Linked DNA regions of Homo sapiens: region 2 is linked to region 1. The links are chromatin contacts, found by Hi-C or POLR2A ChIA-PET in ENCODE. All regions are on one chromosome and are shown on one strand. Each heading gives the region's core, a stretch centred on a gene start or an enhancer-like site at or near the end of the contact. The rest is flanking DNA. Distances are from core to core; before and after follow the strand shown. Region 1 overlaps SNX29 (sorting nexin 29). Region 2 holds the start of SNX29-AS2 (SNX29 antisense RNA 2).

Region 1 (3,143 bases), core at 15-2,514:
AATGAGACTGAAAACCTGTCTCTCTACTCAATCCCCTCCATACCTTCCCAAAGGCCTCAGAAGATTTCACTTTCCACCACCTTCAAGGATCACTGTGCAGCAACCTGGAGCTCATGGTTCCATCCCTGGGAGGGCTGCAGAAAGAGCCAGGAGGGAAGAGGATGCAGAGAAGCCAGGGGCAGGAAGGAGGGATGGGAGAGAAGGAAGTGTGCCTGCCCTAACCAAGCCCAGTGAGCGGGACCTTAAGATGTGGAACGGGGCAGGGGGAGCATAACAAAGACCTTGGGGGGCACAGAAGGAGTGGGAGGGAGGCCCCTGAGGTGAGAGAGAGCAAGATCCCGATTTGGGTAAGAAGAGGACTTTTTTTGTTGTTTTTTGAAATGGAGTTTCGCTCTGTCTCCCAGGTTGGAGTGCAGTGGCACAATCTCGGCTCACTGCAACCTCCGCCTCCTGGATTCAAGCAATTCTCTTGCCTCAGCCTCCAGAGTAGCAGGGATTACAGGTGCCTGCCACCACGCCCAGCTAATTTTTGTATTTTTAATAGAGACGGGGTTTCCCCATGTTGGCCAGGATGATCTCAATCTCTTGACCTCGTGATCCACCCACCTCGGCCTTGTGATCCACCCACCCTGGCCTCCCAGAAGAGGCCTTTTGAATCTGATGCTAGTTTAGACAAGTCAGCCCTGTCCCTGTGGAACCTATCCCAAATTCTTCCCGCCCCACTGGCTACAGCCAGTCCCTCCAATCTGCCAAGCTCTCCTGCTTCTGGCCTTCACCTTTGCTGTCTCTCTGCCTGGGATGCTCCCCTCCTAGATCTTTGTACTTCAAGCAACATCTCCCTTCCCCAGCCAGCATTCACCCAATCACATCACCCCGTGCCTTCTTCGGAGCACTCAGCTGTATCTGAGAACAGCCTGGCTACGCAGTTGTGTATCTGTTGAGTGTCTATCTCACTCACTAGAAAGGATCTTCCATGGGAGCAGAGGCCTGATGCAGTTCACCCCATTACATCTCCAGCCCCTGACCCAGAAGAGATGCCTCCTGATTTAATAACAATATTGACAGTCCTATAGAGCAGGGGTGACAAACTCTCTACCATGAGTCAAATCCAGCCCATCATCCATTTTTGTAAATAAGTTTTATTGGAACTGTATTAGTCTGTTAGGGCTGTGGTAACAAAATACCACAGACGGTTGTTCAAACAACAGAAATCTACTTCCCACAGTTGTAGAGGGGCAAAGTCCAAGATCAAGGTGCCAGCAGGGTTGGTTTCTCCTGAGGCCACTCCACGGCTTGCAGATGACCATCTTTTTTGTGGTGTCTTTACACTGTCTCATCTCTGCACGCACACAGGCCCCACCCTAATGACGTTTTATCTTAATTACCTCCTTAATGGCCCTATCTCCATATACATTCACACTGGGGGTTAGGGATTCAATATGTAAATGATGGGGGCAACACAATTCCATCCACATAACAAATGAGCATTGCTGTGTTCTGTTTACATAGCATCTCTGGCTGCTTTCCTGGAATGACAGCCAAGTTGAGGGCTGGAAGCAGAGGCGTTAGATCCACAAGGTGTAAAGAATTTACTCTCTGGCCACCCTTTATGGAAGAAAAATACTCATCCCTGGTCCGGAGCAAGGCCCCTACTGTTTGACATATCACAACAACAATAATTTTCTGCATCACTCTCAACTGGGAGGCCCCACTGAAGCCCGGTCCAATGCACCTGGCCACTCTTCTTCTGCTTCACAGTCACCAGGGGTTCTATCATTCCCCTGAGACAAAAGGAGACAGTGAGGCCTCCCATGATTCCAGAGGATGAAACCAGAGATTAAAAGGTACAAGCCCATGAAGTCATAATTAAGATATGTGCAGAAAATTAGGGAACAGAATTGCCTGTCAAATGCCAGCCCTAGAGCAATTTTGTGGAACTTGTGGTTTGCTAATACCACATCCATTAATAATTCAGAAACCACTCAAGGATTATTGAGAAGACGAGAATTTGGTGCCACAGGCCTCCCGGTAGGAGACAGAATAACATCGTGTGTGTCATGTTTTAGCCACCAAAATCTATCAAGGGCAAGGACATGATGGCTTTTATTCTTCCTGCTGCTTCTTTCTGCTCAACCACAGTTTCAATCAGAACCAATTCAAGTGAACACTGCAACTGCTGACTATCCCCCAACATTCTTTTTGATTTAGTGTTATAAAATCCACCAAGCTGTAGAATCAAAGAACCTCAGTTGCAAAAGCTCACAGGAAAGAAGATGCTGAAGAAACAGCTTTAAGTTTTTAAAATAAAGACTTAAGTGGTATATCTTGCATATCAGGATCCATTCCAGCCTATTCATAAACACTAACTCATTTAGTCCTCACAACAAACCACTATTAAGACCTTCATGTTACAGATGAGTAAAATGAGACAGAGAAAGGCTAGGGAACTCGGCTGAGGCCACACGGCTAGGAAGTCACGGAGCCAAGAGTCCAGCCTGAGCTGTCTGGCTCCAGAGTCCACTCGCAACCACCACTCTGTGCTGCTTCTCTTTCAGGTATAAACTATGTGCATATGTTACATCTGCAGACCATTCATCCAACAGGTACTTCTACAATTAACAAGCTGGGTACAGTGGCTCATGCCTGTAATGCCAGTACTTTGGGAGGCCAAGGCAGGAGAATCGTTTGAGACCAGGAGTTTGGGACCAGCCTGGGCAACACAGAAAGACCCCAGCTGTACAAAGGTTAAAAAAAATAAAAAAATAGCCAGGCCTGCTGGTGGCATGCACCTGTGACCTCCCAGCTACTCAGGAGGCTGAGGTGGGAGGATCACCTGAGCCCAACAGTTGGAGGCTGCAGTGAGCTGTGAGTGCACGACTATGCTCCAGGCTGAGCAAGAGAGTGAGACCTTGACTCTATAAATAATTAAAAATAAACATAAGCAAAAGAATGATTAGCTTAGAAACCAAAGAACTGGACTTGAGTCCTAGGCCCTCCACTTAACAGCCAGATGGTTGTTTTTGAGCCTCAGTCTCATTTGCTGTAAAGCAAGGATCATAAATACCCTCTATGTTATAGGAAGCCATTGTCATAGGATTCAACTGGATTGGCTCTAATTTACTGATCATCTGTCACATACAGAA
Region 2 (3,260 bases), core at 29-2,528, 57 kb before region 1:
ACAGCAAGTAAAATGTGAAAACAGCAGTGTTGACCATCTTGAGACAAATAAACCCACAGTCCCTTGGTGGTTTGTGGGGCAGGCACAGAATGCTTCATTTCAGCCAAATTCACCATGTGTGTTCAGGGCATCGGTAGTCAGGATGCTAAGGTGAAAAGCGGGAACTAAGATTCACGCATTCAGCCAATGCTTTATACTCTGTATCAGGTGCTGGGGACACAGCCATACATAAAATGGACAAAGGAGAGAGCAAATAAACAACTCTATGCCAAGTAGCATTAGTATTATGAGGAAAAATAAAGCAGGAGAGTGCTATTTTAACCAAGTTTATGATATAAGCTGATATTTTATTCCCTACTTTGGATGATTTAGAGGCATTTACTGTTTAAAACCTCATACAACTCTCTTTGGTGGGCATTCCTAGACCCATTTAAAGATGAGGATATGGGCCAGGCATAGCAGCTCATATACTTGTAATCCCAGCACTATGGGAGGCCGAGGCAGGAGGATCACTTGAGCCCAGGAGTTTGAGACCAGCCTGGGCCATATAGTGAAACCCCATCTCTATAAAAATTTGAGTTAGCCAAGTGTGGTGGTGCATGCCTGTAATCCCAGCTACTCAGGAGGCTGAGGTGGGAGGACTGCTTGAGCCCACAAGTCGGAGGCTGCAGCGAGCTATGACTGCACCACTGCACTCCAGTCTGGGCAACACAGCGAGACTGTCTCTTAAAAAAATTAAAAATACAAAATGTAAAGAAATAAAGGTGAGGACATGAAGACTCTAAAAAGAGACTTACAGCTCCATCTCCTACTAATCATGGGGACATGGAGACTTGGGGATATTGCCTACCTTATCTGTGCCTTAGTCTTGTCATCTCTAAAATGGAGACATGAGAACCTACATCAGTGCTTGCTACTACATGCACAGCTCATGGAATAGGATTTGGTATGTAATAAGTGCCAGTATACCTGTCTGCAGGTAGGAGTGTAAATGACACTCCCACTTTCAAGAACTTCATTATCTCATGGAGAAGCCACAGGATACATCCATGAAACTAGCAATGAGAATATTGTGAGCAAACCATGTCGATTGATACCACCATTCCCGCTGCCTAACAGGCCCATCTTCCTGATCAACTTCAACTCATCCTTAAAAACTCAAGTCAAACGTCTCCTCTTTGAAACCTTCCATGACATACCCCAGCAGGTAACTAACCCCACCATTGTGCCATCATTATACTTGATACCTACAGAATTCTATTTCTTACTCATTGCTCATTCTTTCATTCAACTACTGTGCATCAACAGCCTGCCATCTACCACCCCCTCATGAACCTCCAGGGCAAGGTATGTTTAGTATGTCTGTGTCTTCCACCGACGACAAACTTCTTGGGGGCCAAATAACTGAGTGTAGCTCAACGGAATTAATTAACTAATGAATAAACAAAGAACAACATAAGATTAGACAAAGTGAGCGGTCCAGAGGGGAAGAGGATTACAGGAATTTAAAGAACATTAGAAACGTACCTACCAAAACTCACTATTGACAGCGCCACTAGGGGCTTTCTCAAAGAATGAATGACACCTTGAAGGATGGGGAAGATTTGGAAGAGTGTGAAAGAGGAGGAAGTCGACATATATTCATGACTGAAGAATGCAAAGTCTCAAAACAATCTGAACAGTATAAATTATCCCATTTGTGTTAAAAATAGATGTGCGTTAGGCATGTGTGTGTGTATATATATGCCTGCCTATATGCAAATGCATAAAAAATACCTGGAAGGGTATATACCAAACGCTTCACAGCAGGATCGCTAGGAGGGAACACTTGTCTTTTGTACTCTAGATAGTTGTGCATTATTTATATTCTTTCAGAAATGTATTTTTATATTATTTATATAACTTAGAAAAAATGTTAAACCATGTCTTCTAAAAGACAAATGGTGAAAATGCAGAGCGATGGAAGTAGAAGGAACAGGAGGAGCAAATGCTGAGGGACAGGACTCGGTGGAGAAAGAGCAGACGAAAAGACATAGGGCGAAGGCGAGAGTCAGGTCCTGCTTCGCCATCTGCCATATTATTTTTAAAACAAAGCTAAAAAATATCTGCGTTGCATTGCAGCACTGGGGGCAAGAGTTGGCTGCAAGCTTTGCTCTAACAGGACAGTGTGGCGATTCCCACAGGAGGCCCACACACTCAGGCTGGCATAGGCAATGACACCCTGGACAGGAGAAACGAAAGGAAGCCACTCTCCCCGAACAGAAATAAAAATCTGGCTGGGTGCAGTGGCTCACGCCTATAATCCCAGCACTTTGGGAGGCTGAGGCAGGATTGCTTGAGCCCAGAAGTTCGAGACCAGTATGGGCAACATAGAAAGACCCTGTCTCTACAAAAAAATTTTAAAAATAACAAAATTAGCCAGGCATGGTGGTATGCACCTATAGTGCCAGCTTCTCCGGAGCCTGAAGTGCAAGGATCGCTGAGCCCAGGAGTTTGAGGCTGCAGTGAGCTATAAGTACACCACTGCCCTCCAGCCTGAGGGACAGAGAAAGACCCTGTCTCTATTTAGGAAAGAGGAAAGGAAGGAAAGAGGGAAGGAAGGGAGGGAGGGAGGAGGGAAGAGAGAAAGAAAGGAAGGAAGGAAGGAAGGTTGGTCCAAAGGAGCTTGAAGTTCTTCCAACTTTATCAAAAGCCTTGGCTGATCCCCAACGCCTGGCTGGCAACATCAGTTGCATCCCCAACCACCGCTTTGAGATGGACAAGGCCCTCCATTTTCGAATATCTGGGAGAACACCATCTGAACTCTGATCAACAAAATCACCTTCCTCAGAAACCAGGACGGCAGCTCTGCAGACCTCATGGGCAAGAAAGCTGTGGCCCAAGAACACTGGGGTGTAGGTAATACCAAGGTGGTGCCCACCCCTCAAGAAGAGGTTATTTCCAGAAGAACAGGTCAAAGGGAGCCAATGGCTTGGCTTTTTGCAACTAAATCAGGGATCCCTTTACCAAAACATATCTATTCCCATCTAATCACATAACGTGCTGGTCGCCCAGAAAAGAGACAGCAATGAATCTAGGCACAAACTGCTCTGGTTCCCACAGACCAGCTGGCCAGGGAACCAAACTCCATGAAACACACAGCGAAACAGCATTGACTTTTACTAGGAGATTATATAAACTCATTTCAGGGAGATGGGGAAGCCTCCCAGAACACGCCGGAAGATGCCCTTGGTGCTGCTCAGTGCCTCGCCCAAAGTGCC

What was found. Hi-C counts contacts between places; a loop is a spot of excess contacts on that map. ChIA-PET counts read pairs that join two places held with the same protein, here RNA polymerase II (POLR2A).
Region 2: a map of cardiac septum shows a loop between it and region 1 (4-fold over the local background). The contact joins the promoter of SNX29-AS2 here to the enhancer-like site in region 1. A Hi-C loop is called at or near these places in 4 of 168 maps with a recorded cell type or tissue (CD8-positive, alpha-beta T cell, GM13976, cardiac septum and 1 more). POLR2A ChIA-PET finds 5 or more read pairs at or near these places in 3 of 52 experiments (H1, HEK293 and activated CD4-positive, alpha-beta T cell).

Annotation. Positions count from the first base shown.
Region 1 is chr16:12,313,777-12,316,919 of GRCh38, reverse strand. All of the region lies in intron 15 of SNX29 (sorting nexin 29), which reads right to left. Among named protein-coding and RNA genes, the nearest start is that of SNX29-AS2, 57 kb to the left of the region's middle. RefSeq lists enhancers at 1-116, 1,134-1,428, 1,173-1,858, 1,859-2,546, 3,094-3,143. Within about 2 kb of position 1,264, at least 3 of the 41 ENCODE cell types and tissues checked have a DNase peak (open chromatin) inside an H3K27ac peak, as active enhancers do.
Region 2 is chr16:12,370,619-12,373,878 of GRCh38, reverse strand. SNX29-AS2 (SNX29 antisense RNA 2) reads left to right here and starts at 1,278. Exons shown (of 2, transcript NR_188406.1): 1 at 1,278-1,347. All of the region lies in intron 16 of SNX29 (sorting nexin 29), which reads right to left. It overlaps LOC105371087 (a long non-coding RNA gene), which reads right to left. Exons shown (of 3, transcript XR_933083.4): 1 at 970-3,260; 2 at 851-877; 3 at 1-210.